Linked DNA regions of Homo sapiens: region 2 is linked to region 1. The links are chromatin loops, found by intact Hi-C in ENCODE. Cell type or tissue: CD4-positive, alpha-beta T cell. All regions are shown on one strand. Links, peaks and the distances in the headings refer to the core of each region. The heading gives the core; the rest is flanking DNA. Region 1 overlaps PRKAG2 (protein kinase AMP-activated non-catalytic subunit gamma 2). Region 2 overlaps PRKAG2 (protein kinase AMP-activated non-catalytic subunit gamma 2).

The links. A loop is a pair of places that touch in the nucleus more often than their neighbours do. Peaks named below come from ENCODE experiments on the same cell type or tissue, not always from the same donor. Only the 100,000 strongest peaks of a DNase experiment are listed, where the experiment ranks them.
Region 2: a loop joins it to region 1, with 3 times the contacts of the local background. A loop is called at or near these places in 1 of 110 quality-filtered maps.

What each region holds. Positions count from the first base shown.
Region 1 is chr7:151,710,921-151,718,094 of GRCh38, forward strand. All of the region lies in intron 3 of PRKAG2 (protein kinase AMP-activated non-catalytic subunit gamma 2), which reads right to left. Among named protein-coding and RNA genes, the nearest start is that of PRKAG2-AS2, 92 kb to the right of the region's middle. In CD4-positive, alpha-beta T cell, for the core only: no CTCF peak of the experiment used is centred there; no DNase peak of the experiment used is centred there.
Region 2 is chr7:151,766,241-151,773,414 of GRCh38, forward strand. The region is part of intron 3 of PRKAG2 (protein kinase AMP-activated non-catalytic subunit gamma 2); the gene reads right to left. Among named protein-coding and RNA genes, the nearest start is that of PRKAG2-AS2, 37 kb to the right of the region's middle. In CD4-positive, alpha-beta T cell, for the core only: no CTCF peak of the experiment used is centred there; DNase peaks (open chromatin) are centred at 1,531 and 3,031; H3K4me3 peaks cover 1,185 bases; H3K27ac peaks cover 3,505 bases.

The DNA of each region.
Region 1 (7,174 bases), core at 1,269-6,268:
CTAGGCTTACAAAGTACTAACAGTGCTAGGCATATGGTACCAGCAGTACTAGCCCTAGAGTATTGCGAGTGCTAGGAATACAGTACTAACATGCTAGGGTTAGAGTACTAAGAGTGCTAGGCTTAGAGTACTGAGAGTGCTAGACTTAGAGTACTAACAGTGCTAGGCCTAGAGTATCAACAGTACTAGGCTGAGAGTGCTGAGTGCTAGGCTGAGAGTACTAAACAGTGCTAAGCTGAGAGTACTGAGGGTGCTAGGCTTAGAGAACTGAGGGTGCTAGGCTTAGAGGATCAACAGTGCTAGGCTTAAAGTGCTAAGAGTACTAGGCTGAGAGTATGAAGAGTGCTAGGCTGAGAGTACTGAGTGCTAGGCTGAGAGTACTGAGTGCTAGGTTTAGAGTACTGAGGGTGCTAGGCTTAGAGTACTGAGGATGCTAGGCTGAGAGTACTAATAGTGCTAGGCTAGAGTACTGAGGGTGCTAAGCTTAGAGTACTAAGAGTACTAGGCTTAGAGTACTAAGAGTGCTAAGCTTAGAGCACTAACAGTGCTAGGCTTAGTAGTAACAGTAATAGGCATCACAGTACCAGTGATGACTAAGCACTTTAGTGTATGCACTTCAGAAAATAGTCAAAGAGTTAATATTCAAATAGGTTAATATATTTCAACACTTTAAATCTATTGCTTCCTTTAATCTCCATCCACCAAGGAGGACAGCAATATTATCCCCATTTTATGGATGGTGAAACTGAGGCACAGGAAAGTTAAGCAACCTGTAGATATTTATCAAATGTGTTGAAGGAACGAGGAAGAGAACAGGCTCTCCATCACAGAAGTGTTTAAACTACTTGTTAGGGTTACTCTCGGATATGCAGGTTCCTGAGAGCCGCTAGCCTGTCTCAACTCAGATGCAAGTTCTACAATTTAGAAATCTTTGGACCCCAGGACTCTTCCTAGCCACAGCCTGGTGCTAACTCTAGACATGGGGACACAGGTCCAGTGTTGGTGGCCTGCCACCGACTGGGTTTGGCACCATCACCCAGAAGCCGCCCTCCTCTGGGTTTCCCAGGCGCCCCAGGTGGCTGGGCTGTGTCTCGGGTGATGGAGGAGGTGTACAGATCCCATGTCAGGGTGTGACTGCCCGGAGGCAGTGGCGGCAGAATGTCAGGTGCCACCAGGGACTCCAGGCCTTCCTCCGCGGCGCGTACGTGCATCACGTGGTGTAACATGACTGGGCGGCTCAGTGTGGCCCCCACCCTCACGTGCCCTCCTGGCACCCAGCCTCCGCCCGACCCTCTGAGAGCTCTGAGGAGTGTGAACAATGGGACGGGCTCAGGCTCACTCACCCGGGAAGGACGCTCTGCTGGCTCAGCAGGAAGGGGCCTGGCACCCAAAGCCTGGACATCCTGTGTGGCCTGGAGGGAGAATCAGATGGGGTGGCCACCGCAGGAGACTGGGTCCCTCTCCTCCACTCCCTGGCAGTGACTCTACACTCAGGACCCACGAGACTGCTAATGGTAACCACAGGGACAGCCCTGCAGGGGCCTTGCTCTGGCCCACTGTGAAAGGGAAAGTCCCCTTCCTCCACTGATGTAACAAAACAAATCTGCTCTTGTTGGCCCTGATGAGCTGACACCCGGCCAGAGCCAAGCCCAGGGATGGGAGGTGCCCACTGGCCTGACCTCGGACACCAGCTCCTGGGCTGCAGGTCCAGGAGGCACCCAGGCACAATCAGGCTCCTGTTGCCAAAAAAGGGAGTGCATGCAGAGTAAGCAAAATGAGTGTGCCCCATAACCACATTCAGTCACCCGGGGCCACGCTGTGCTGAGGGAGGGTGTGGAACACACCACAATCCTCTCCAGCCTCCATCTCTGTCTTTCCTGGGAGAGGTTCTGAGGCCTCGTGGAGATTTACACAAAGCCTGATGCTTCAGAGGGGAAAATGCTCTGGCCATGCAAATTCATTCCGTTTTCCATCACTCATTTTGGGTGCAGGATATTTTCAGCACTTTCCCAGCATGCAAAGCAAAGACAGGATTGTCATGGAGAGCCCTGTGTGCTTGGAACGTGCCAAGAGCAGAGGGGCGTGAGCTGGTTTGGGGCATTCTCTCTGCTTCCCTACAAATGCCCAGTGGATGGCCCTTCCTCGGAGCTGAAGCAGTTCCCATTTCTCCTGTATGGCACTGTCAAATCGAGGCAGAGGGACGGGAAATGGTGAACAGAGAAGGAAGACTCAAGGGCAAAACTCCCGGAAGGACAGGGGGTCATGGAAGAAGGAATTCTGAGCCTGACATCTTAGAAAATGGATATGCAGTTTGCAGATCTACATCCCTCACACTGTCTTCTGGGAATGGCGAGAATTGTGGACTTTGTTTCCTTTTGCTCTGATATCTTTCCCCCCACCCAAAGCAGACCCTTTTGTTTAATTCTGATGCTGTAGGACGCACCCCGGCTTGCAAGCCAGGCTGTGAATCAGCGGTTTTTGAAAAGGATATGGTACCACAGCTCACACATGTATGTAATGCAGTATTTTCTTTTTTTACTTTTTTAGTATGGAAAAATTTAAACACATATGTAAAAGTAGACAGAACAGAATAATGAACTCCATTTTTTCTAGCATGCCATTTCAACAACTATTAACTCATGAGGATGGTGTTTTTGCTTTTTTAATTTTTTTTTTTTTTTTGAGACAAAGTCTCGCTCTGTTGCCCAGGCCGGAGTGCAGTGGTGCGAACACAGCTCACTACAACCTCAGGAGGCTCAAGTGACCCTCCTGCCTCAGCTTCCTGAGTAGCTGGGATTACAGGTGCAGGCCACCACACCCAGTTAATTTTTAAATGTTTCATAGAGAAGGGGTCTATGTTGCCCAGGCTGGCCTTGAACTTCTGGCCTGAAGTGATCTTCCTACCTCGGCCTCCCAAAGTGCCAGGATTACAGGCATGAGCCACTGCACCTGACCCCCAGTGTTTAAATGTAGCTACCATGACGTATGCATCAAAATCACCTACAAGTCTTATGAAAAATGCAAATTTCCTGGATCTCACCCCAGATCAAATATATCACAATTTGGGGGTTCAAGTCCAAGAACCGGCACATACCCCCAAAGGATTCTCACAGACAGTCAAGTGTGGGGGGTCACTGGTAGCGGTTAGATAACTCGGGCTGGGGTCCCAGCCCTGCCACTTACTAGCTAGGTAGCTGAACAGGTGATCTCCATTGGAGTACGGGCTTTACGGGGTTGTCATGGGGAATAAACAAGATCTCACAAGAAGAGCACCTAGCACAGAGTCAGCGCTCATTAAACATCCTATGCAGTTACTCACCGGCCTAACTTACGTTTGACTTCTAAGCCTTGAGGAAAATGTGTGCCAAGGTATGGGGGAGGCGGCAGGGCTTCCGAGAGAGCCGTCCTCCCATCCCAGCCCTGCCATCCTCCCACACGCACGCTGCCGTCCTCCCATCCGCGCCCCGCCGTGCCTAGGTGGAGAGGCGGCAGGGCTTCCCGGAGAGCCGTCCTCCCATCCGCGACCCGCCGTCCTCCCATCCACATGCCGCCATCCTCCCATCCACGCACCACGTCCTCCCATCCACACCCTGCCACCTCTCCCTGGTGGCCTTGCCCTTCGTGTATCTGTTCAGGGCCATTGGTGAACAGAGAAAAAAACTACTCTAGTAAAAAGCAAGTTTCCTTTCATTATAAAGAAAAGTGAAATAAATTGTTAAACATCTACTTCTAAATTAAGAATAAGTGGGCCGGGCGCAGTAGCTCATGTCTGTAATCCCAGCACTTTGGGAGGCTCGGGCAAGTGGATCACCTGAGGTTGGGAGGTTGAGACCAGCCTGGACAACATGGCGAAACCTCATCTCTACTAAAAATACAAAAATCAGCCAGGTGTGATGGCACACACCTGTAATCCCAGCTACTCGGGAGGCTGAGGCAGGAGAATCGCTTGAACCCAGGAGGTGGAGGTTGCAGTGAGCCAAGATCGTGCCACTGCACTCCAGCCTGGGCAACAGAGCGAGACTCCATCTCAAAAAAATAATAAATAAGAAAAAATAAATAAGAATATGTGATGTTAAATTCTACCCAATTAAAAGCAATTTTTTTTTTTTTTTGAGATGGAGTTTCGCTCTTGTTGCCCAGGCTGGAGTGCACTGGTGTGATCCCGACTCACTGCAACCTCCGCCTCCTAGGTTCAAGTGATTCTCCTGCCTCAGCCTCCAAAGTAGCTGGGATTACAGGTGCGTGCCACCATGCCCAACTAACTTTTGTATTTTTAGTAGAGACGGGGTTTCGCCGTGTTGGCCAGGCTGGTCTCGAACTCCTAACCTCAGGTGAGCCACCCACTTCAGCCTCCCAAAGTGCTGGGATTACCGGCATGAGCCACTGCACCTGGCCTAAAAGCAAAAAAAAAAAAAAAAAAAAAAAAAATTATTATTATTTTTTTTGAGACAGAGTTCCTGTCTGTTGCCCAGGCTGGAGTGCAGTGGCACAATCTCAGCTCACTGCAACCTCCACTTCCAATTCTCCTGTCTCAGCAATTCTCCTGTCTCAGCCTCCCAAGTTGCTGGGACTACAGGCACACACTACCATGCCCAGCTAATTTTTTTGTATTTTTAGTAGAGACGGGGTTTCACCATATTGGTCAGGCTGGTCTCGAACTCCTGACCTTGGGTAATCCACCTGCCTCGGCCTCCCAAAGTGCTGCGATTACAAGCGTGAGCCACCGTGCCTGGCCAAAAGCAAATTTTTTAAAAATTCCAATTTGAGTTGTGATCTAGAAAGGGAGGATGGAGTGGAAGAAGAGAAAGATAGGGGGAAGGCTGAAGAATTAAAGATCATGCCAGGGAGGCAGCGAACAGGAAAGCCAAGACCACAGAAAACAGGTGCTCAAGGCGAAAGGCAAAGGCAGGAGAGAGGGCGGGGCGGGGCAAGGAGCCTTGGTGCGGGACTCCACTCTCCTCGCTCACAGGGCGGCGGTCCCATCTCACGGCATCTTAGGCTTCCAGGAAGGATTTTCGAGAGGCACTTTTATATATTTATAGATGAAATGATATGTCTTGGATTTGCTTCAAAATAATCCAAGGGGCAGGGGAGGTGGGTGTGTGCAGGGATGGAGCTCGATTGCCCTTGAGTTTGTAGTCTGGGGTTGAGCAGAGGACACACAGGGCTTCAGTACGCTCTTTTCTCTTTGATAAGTGCTGGAGATTTGCCTAATACAAGTTTAAGAAGTTTAAACATTTACAACTATACACAAATCAGGAAGTTCACAGGCTGATGTCAGCCCCATGGGTCAGATGTGGTGCTGAACCTGAGGTGCCCTTGGCCTTTAAGAAAACCGGAGATTAGAGGAGGCCGAGTGTGAAAGTGTTGATTATGACATGTCAGGCAAATGTTTGCCAAGTGAATGGATAGAGACCTCCATCGGGTGAAAATGCTTTGTGTTCAAGCCCCCTTTGTGACCCTGGGCACCTGTTAGAGAAGCAGGGGCTGGGCAGGGGTCCGTATGTGGACTCCCAACAGAGCAAGCCCACCTTGTCCAGGCAGGGCTTGGATCCACAAGTCCTGGCCTCACCACTCCAGGCTCAAAGGGCAGCCAGCCAGCTACATACTTGTTCCCATGCTTGACACGCACAGAACCCCGCCCAGCCTTGCACTTAACAGGTGCATAATAATCCCTTAGGAAGGAGGGTATGGGACACTGTTGCCCCATTCTGTAGAGGTGGAAACTGAGGCTTAGACATAATCAACCTAAGAATGGGACTTCATATAAACTCATTCTGCAAAGAACGGGGACCAGTGAAATTAGCAGTCAGTGTTTTGAATTCCTGAAAGGAAACAGCGTCTGAAACACAGAGCCCTGCAGAAAGCACGTAGGCCTGAGCCACGCAGCTGCTCCAGCCCCCAAGCCCGCGTGGAGCAGAGATGGGTACACACCCCGCACCTTCAGCTTCCAGAGCGTTTTAGGGAAATGAGTGTTGGCAGGAAGGGGAGCAGTGGCGACTTGCCCCACAAAAATTCGAGGCAACAAAAGAGGGAAAGAGGTGGGCCGGGTGTGGTGGCTCACGCCTGTAATCCCAGCACTTTGGGAGGCCAAGGTGGGTGGATCACTTGAGGTCAGGAGTTCGAGACCAGCCTGGCCAACATGGCAAAACCCTGTCTCTACTAAAAGTATAAAAATTAGTCGAGTTGGGTGACGCATGCCTGTAATCCCAGCTACTCGGAAGGTTGAGGCAGGAGAATTGCTTAAGCCCGGGAGGTGGAGGTTGCAGTGAGCTGAGATCGTGACATTGCATTCCAGCCTGGGCAACAGACCGAGACCCCATGTCAAAAAGAAAAAAAAAAAAAAAGAAGGAAAGAGGTTGCCTTCATAAAGCTGTAAAATCGCATAAAAAGAGGGTGCAATCAGTCATTGACGAGAGTTACCCAAGAGACTGTAATTACATGGTTAAAGAATTTGGAAACACCTAGAACTCCACTCAAGGTGACTGGGGTCATTTGCAGGGAGGCAAGAATAATATTTGACTTGAATTTCATATGCAGGAACTTTCTGGAGAAACGCCAGGTGAAGAGAATGGCAGAAGGGTGGTGTCCCAAGGAAAGGGCAGAAAACAGGTGGCTCCAGATGCCTTTTAAGAGAAGGGCTGCCCCGGCCCCAGACTCACCGGCTGGTACAGTGACCACTCAGCAGCTCTGGACTGGCTCCCGTGTGGCCCTGCCAACAGGATGGGGAGGGCCTGGCATGTGTGAGTAGCCATGCCCACCCACGTATTTGCCTACTATGCCTGCCAACTGGGATGAAAAAGCTTTGGATCTGGCTAAGTTTCTGTGAACCAGGTAATAAATCTGTTCTTGGTGTGCTGAAAATAGTGGGGTTTTTCAGCCTATAAAGTTGATGAGCCACCCTGAGCCTTGGGGACCCACCAGGAAAGCATCTCCTCATGAGAAAGGAGCTGGCCTTGACCTTGCTGGGGACCTGCCTCAAATTCACTATCCCTGCATGGGTAGGTGCTTGTCATTCTTTCTGCCCACGCAGCATCTTTTTACACCTCCTCTATGCCTGACCTTGGGAGTGGGGGGAAGGGGCTCTGATGTGAGGGTCGTCCTGGGCCAGACTCAGCTTCTGCTACATGGAAGCAGATGCCAGGCAGGAGGTCCTGCCTTCCAGAGCAGACAC
Region 2 (7,174 bases), core at 879-5,878, 55 kb after region 1:
CTTCCAACTTCACTTACAGCAGTAAAGCCCATTTATCAAAATCTATTTCCTTTAAATGATGGTAGGAACGGGGAAGAAGTGAGGTGGGGGAGAAACTTACAGGAAGAGTCTTGTCAAAAGGAGACATTTTGGAGTCAACAATGGTAGGTGGGAGGTTGGTGGGAAGTGAAGCTCAAACACAGTTCACTCAACAACCTGTACTCAGTAACAACAGACATGTTCATCTCACTAAAAAGGAGAAAACCAAAGGCGAGGCGCCCAGATCGTGGATAAGTCCCAGGAGAGAGTAAAAGCAGAGTGCTGAGACCAGCTATCACCCTGATTTGGAACACTGGCTCAGGCCACTTTAGAAAGGGGGACTGGGGATGACCTATGCCCAGGCACTAGTGTGTTTCAAGAAAAAGGTGTCAGAGGACTGCAAGTTCACAGACACCTGAAGACAGTGGGGTCTGCTACTGTGTGGGAGGCTCCCTCTCATTTATCCGTCAAGGCCCGCTAAAGTGTCTCCATTTATCACAACACCTCTCCGAGCCAGTCCGGCCTACCACTAACTCATCTTTCTCCAACTCTGTCCGTACCTACGGCCTGTGTTGTTCCATTCAGCACATCAATCGTGGAGAAGGCAGGACATATCCATTCCTTGATAGTCCTATGTCATGGGTTGAATTGTGTCCCTCCAAAAGTCACATGTTGAAATCCTAACTCACAGCACCTCCAAACGTGACCTCATGTGGAAGTAGGGTCATTGAAGATGTGGTTAGCTGAGATGAGGGTTATACTGGAGTCAGAGGGTCCCGTAGTCCAATAGGGATAGTCTCCTTAGAAAAAGGGGAAATTTGAACACAGAGACATGTGCATGGAAAAACCTCTGTGAAGATGAAGGCGGAGACTGGGGGCTGTGCTTCCAAGCCAAGGAATGGCAGTGATGACCAGCACAGACCAGGAGAAAGAACAGACGCATGGAACAGACCCCCTCACAGCCTCAGAAGGAGCCGGCCCTGCCCACACCCTGATTCCAGACTTCCAGCCTCTTGAGATAATAAACTCCCGTTTTGTTTTATTTTGTTAAAGATGGGGTCTCACTCTGTCACCGAGGCTGGAGTGCAGTGGCCTGATCTCAGCTTGCTGCAATCTCTGCCTCCCGGGTTCAAGCGATTCTCCTGCCTCAGCCTCCCGAGTAACTGGGATTACAGGCATCTGCCACCATGTGCGGCTAGTTTTTGTATTTTTAGTAGAGATGGGGTTTTACCATGTTGGCCAGGCTGGCCTCAAACTCCTGACCTCAAGTGATTGGCCCGACTTGGCCTTCCAAAGTGCTGGGATTACAGGCGTGAGCCACCATGCCCAGCCAACTTCTGTTGTTTAATGCACGCAGTTTGTGGTGCTGTTATAGTGGCCCTACCAAATGAATACACCTGTCATGATTTGTAGTCATCCACACTCGCTTAGATATCAGTGCATGTGAGTGAGGCTCAAAGAGTACCAGCTAATTGTTAAATCCTGTGGCAAGTCACTCTGTGACGTGAGTCATTACTCACTGACTTTTTTGAAACCAAATGTTTCTGTCTTAGACCTGCTCAAAGGAAGAACTGGCCAAAAGCTCTGGTTCCTCTTATTCTGATTATGGAGCCAGAGTTAAGTGCTGCTGCCCAGAGATTCTCATTTCTCCACAGCCTCCTTTTTCTCTCAGCCATTTTCCTCTAGAAGCAGAGCCTGAGGCAAGGATTAAGATCAAGGTGAGGTAGGGCAGGAGAAGCAGCAATGAAATGAGTTGTCATGCTGGCTGCTGATGCATGACAAGCTGCAAATAATAACATAATAATCAGAATAAAGAGCAGGGGAGCTTAGAAAGCATGTTCACTTGGCTCATGGGACTCCTCCAGGAGGGTTCTAGAAAGGAACTATATGTGGGGGGATCCATAGCCATCATCAAGGAGGAGGTTTCTGCCCAGCTTCCTCAAAGCCACAGTTCCTACTGGTCAAGTATTACTCTGTGGAGAGCTAAACTCCCCCAAACTTCTAGGCTGTATCATGCAGCCCCTTGTCATCATTCATGAGGCCAAACTTCCTGCCCAAATTTTAGGATATTCTTGAGGTAAGGGGAATACGCCTGCAATGACCCCACCAAAACCCCATTAGCAACGGCAAAGCTTAAATAAATCAGAAGCTTCATCAATAAAGTTTAGAACTCTTGTTCTTCAAGATCTCTCTTCCTATTCTTTCTTTCTTTCTTTTTTTTTCTGGAGATAGAGTCTCACTCTATTGCCCAGGCTGGAGTGCACTAGCACGATCCTGGCTCACTGCAGCCTCTGTCTCCTGAGTTCAAGCGATCCTCCTGCCTCAGCCTCCCTTAGTAGCTCGGATTACAGGCACATGCCATCATACCTGGCTAATTTTTATATTTTTAGTAGAGACAGGGTTTCGCCATGTTGGCCAGGCTGCTCTTGAACTCCTGGGCTCAAGTGATCTGCCCACCTCAGCCTCCCAAAGGGCTGAGATTGTAGGCGTGAGCCACTGCACCTGGCCAGTCTTCAAGATTTTTCCAAACAGACCAAGAAGGCTGCAGTTGGTGCCAGGACTAAGTCAATGGACAAGGACAGCCCGTGCCTGAAGAAACAGCGACTCTGTAGCCTTGCTCTTTCTTCCCATCCTGGGCCACTGTGTCATGATTCTTACCCACTCCTAATCCAATCCCCACTTGCAAGACCTCAACAGACTTGGAGTTCTAATGCACTGTGGCCTTCCTGTCCCCCTGAGATGCTCCAAAGCTCCATGGAGGGTGTCCCCCCAGTGCAGGGAGCAATGATGCTATCTGGTTTTACCAAAGGGCTGTGTCAGCTGTGCTGGGCAGGCAGCTTTCTACAGTGTTTTACTGCATTTAAGAGTCACAAGAAGAAACTAACCCAGGCAGAAAGGCTGTGAACAAACCTCAGTCAAGCAAAGAAGAGAAGACAAGTGAAAGTAAACATCAAAGAAAATGGCCCAGGAACTTTGAATGCAGTTGATGCTGTGGTTGTAGACTGCGCTGGGTTAGACAGTGCCCCCACTAATTCATTTCCTTTCCAGAACCTCAGAAGGTGACCTTATTTGGCAACAGAGTCATTGCAGATGTAGTCACTTAAGTTGAGGTCGCAGTGGAGTAGGGTGGGCTCTTAATCTCCTTTGACTGCTGTCACTTTAAGAAAAGAAAAAGAGACAGACACACACAGAGGAAGGCCACAGGATGATGAAGGCAGAGGCTGAAGTTACGCATCTACGAGCCAAGGAACCCCAGGGTTTGTGGGCAACTGCCAGAAGCTAGGAGGGAGGCCTGGAACAGAGCCCTCCCAGAGCCTTCAGAGGGAGCATGGTCCTGCTGACACCCTGATTCCAACTTCCAGCCTCCAGAATTGTGGGAACAGGAATCCGGGCAGCTTAGGCCATGCAGCCTGTGGTGCCTGTGTGACAGCCCCTGAAACTAACCTGTGGGCCATGAAGGCACGGATGCTGCAGCCGCATCTGGGGAGGTGTGGCGGAAACACGAGGTGGGCAGGTGGCACTGCTTGCGGGGCTGGGGTGCTGGGCTGACATGGCCGAGGGTGCACCCCCACCCCATAGAGTGGGCACCTAACCTGCTGGCCCCAGAGTGCGTGTGTCCACTGCTAGGGACCACGGAGGCCAAATTCAGTACCTTTTGAGAAATAAAGCTAAAATTCTAAGCCCCTAACCAACTGAAAGAACCCCCTCTTGGCCACGGGGACCCCAGAAAAACCTTAAAACTGAGTTCCCGGCCATAATGGGATGAGAGGTCGGATGTGCCTCATTACACCCCCTCCCTTGCTAACCACCATTAGGCTTCCTTCCCCAAGGGTTAAATGGAAACCTGCCCTTTTGAAAGACTTGCTCCATTCCTGAGATCAACCAGCTGTCTGATGCTGCCCCTTCCTTTTGCAGGTTCGACACAACCGACCAGCATTCCTTCCTGATAAGAGACCCCTGACCATGGAGTGGCTCTGACTAGCCTATGGAGGCTGCACACAGACAGTCTTCGCATCCTTGGCTTCACCCTCTGACATATAGGGCCTACTGTAATCCATTTAAAGGTTAAGTCTCCACCCCAGCGTGAACATGGATGCATGCTGCACACAATTAGCCAATTATGCATGTCTATGCTTCCTCTTTGTGAATATTCATAGCTCCTCCTATAACCTGTTGAATATGTACATTTGGCCACGCTGTTCAGCATAAATCCCTGTCTTCCACTCTCGCAGTGCCTGTTTCCAGCATCTGGCTAGAGACTATGCTTCCCAGCCTGTCAGAATGGTGACCTGCTGGCTGCAGCCTTTTTAAAGAAGTGATCCTTTCCAAATGTAGGAACCTTATCATTCTTCAACTGACACTTTGCTGGTCACTGAGCAAGGTGTGCTGGGAGGAGTGAGGGCTCTGAGGTCTCGCAGGTTTTCTGGGGAGCTTGATTCTTATGGAGTGACCTACAAATAGCACATGTATTGAAAACACATCAACCAGTCTCAGAGCAGCCCTGTCTCTTGGGTTTTAGGAGTTCGACCTGGAGCTGTAGGGGGGTGAGATAGAAAGTGGCCTCCCTCCTGGAGAACCCAGTGAACAAACCACCATGCCCCACGCCCCATCCCCGACTTTAGCATTAAGCGTTGCAGAGGCTGAGAAGTAGGGGTTCCAGCCACGGTTGGGTCTTGTGTTGACCATTTTCCAGTGCAACCACAGGCTCCCTAAGATTCAAGCAGCACTGTGGGCTTATGACCTCACACATTTACCATTGCAGAAATTATGCCAAAGCATGATCAAATTATCTGCCCACAATGTATAGGTTGCTTACAAAAATAACCAGCCCTCCTCTGTTCCTTACTTCAGGCTCTAAGATCTGCCTGATTTCTACTACTGTAAGAACATAGAAAGTAATCTCATTACATGCATGATTTTTACCCTATCTTCATTCCAGCTATGTTATTCTTTATGCTTTTCCCTTAGCTAAAATTTCGATTTCCGCTTTACATTTTTGGCATTTTAAAATAAAACATTATATCACTTCTATCAGCACCACGTTTCTTGTCTTTCCAAGTCTGCTGATGCTTTCAAAATCCCCACGTCCCAAACTCAGCACCATTAAATTGGAGTGAGGCTGGTGGTGGAATGGGAGGTGGGTGCTTAGGGATTATTCCACTTCCTCCTTTCCTCCTGCACTCTGTTCCAAAGCCAGAGAGCTCCGTGTCCTTTTGCTGTATCTGAACAACTGTGGGAGGAATCATTTTGTATGCATGCAGTACACACAATGCCATCTTTCCTAGAAGTCTCAGGCTCTGGGGTATATATCAATATCACCTGAGGAGCCTGTTAAAACTTTCGATTCCAAGACTCAGGCCATTGAGTCATTCGCTTCACTGGTTTGTAAATATCTTTGTACATTAGGGATATTAGTCCTCCATCAATTCATCATCTCCTTCTGGTCTAGCACGTGTTTTTCACGTTTATATTGTTGTTTTGTTTCATTTTCTATTTGGAGTGGGAAGCTGTATGGAAGTGGTCATCTTGATGTCATCAATGATAATTGCCTCTGTCCCTTCACAGTTTCTGGACCCGGTCGGGCTTACATATGACCCACTGAAATCCCTGGGTCAGTATAGCCATCATCTTGTATTCAGAAGCATCAGCCCACATTTTAGAAAGCATTGAAAAACAAGTTAAGTTGTTGGTGAATTAATTTCAAACAATTTGCTCAGTGCCTTCAGGCGCCATTCTAGACCCTGAGAAAGCTTTGAATAAAACAGAATTCCTGTCCTCAGACAGTTTACACTCTGGTGGGGAGAGACAGGCAAGTGAACCAGTAAATAGACAGTATATCCTGTGGGGAATCAGTAGTGTAGATGCCTGCAAGGAGATTGCTACTACTTTACCCAGGGTGTCAAAGGAAGGCCTTTCTACTAAGGTGAGTCCTTTCAGGAAATCTGAAGAGGTGTCTGGAGAGGCTGCCTGGGAGCCAGCGGTGTGCTTATATTCCCAACACACATAATGCCCCTTTCAGGGGGTCATCTCTTCTATCCCTCTCCCACCATCCTACACAGCACAAGAACTGGGCTTCAATCTCTGGTATGACGCTCCCAAACTCTCCAAAATCTTCTCCAACCAAAACTCACCTTCTAGAATCTTCCCTTCACTCACCTGGACCCCCGTTATGCATTTCTCTCTTAGACATTCTTCATTCTTTCTAACAGGAATGCATCCAGCTCTCCTCTACCTCATCAATATAGCAAAGCTCTGAGAATCAAGCCTGCAAACTTTGAGAGAAGGCAAGAAAGGCTGTGGATATTTATATCACAAACAAACATATTTTTTGCACCTTCTAGAAAGGCCTGACATCCCAAGATTTAGATATTCAAATGTTTTGGAGGTACATTACTTAAAACACTTAAAGTTTAGTTCCACACGGAAATTATTTTGGTGTGACCAAGAGCCAGGTGTGGTGGTTCACACCTAAATCCCAGCACTTTGGGAGGCTGAGGTGGGAGGATCGCTTGAGTACAGGAGCTTGAGACTAGCCTGGGCAATACACTGAGACCCAATTTCTACAAAAAGTTAAAAAATTAACCAGGCATGGTGGTGTGCATCTGCAGTTCCACCTATTGCGGGCAAAGGGCAGGAGGATCGCTTGAGCCTGGGAAGTTGAGGCTCTGCAGTGATTCTGCCACTGTACTCTGGCCTGGATGACAGAGACCCTGTCTCTAAATGAATGAAAGAAAGAAAGAAAGAAAGAAAGAAAGAAAGAAAGAAAGAGAGAGAGAGAGAGAGAGAGAGAGAGAGGGAGGGAGGGAGGGAGGGAGGGAGGGAGGGAGGGAGGGAGGGAAGGGAAGGGAAGGGAAGGGAAGGAAGGAAAGGAAGGAAAGAAGGGAAGAAAGGAAGGAAGGAAGGGAAGCAAGGAAGGAAGGAAGGAAGGAAAGAAAGAAGGAAAGAAAGAAAGGAAAGAAAGGAAGGAAAGAAAGGAAAGGAAAGAAAGAAGGAAAGAAAGAAAGAAAGAGAAAGAAAGAGAGAGAAATGACCAAGGAGCCACTTTTATCTATTTTTTCGTAAATGGCTAGCTGGCTATCCCATTATTGGTTTATAGATCCCTAAGATCTATTCCATTAAAGCAGAGTCTCAGCACCTGGACTAAAAGTGGACTTCG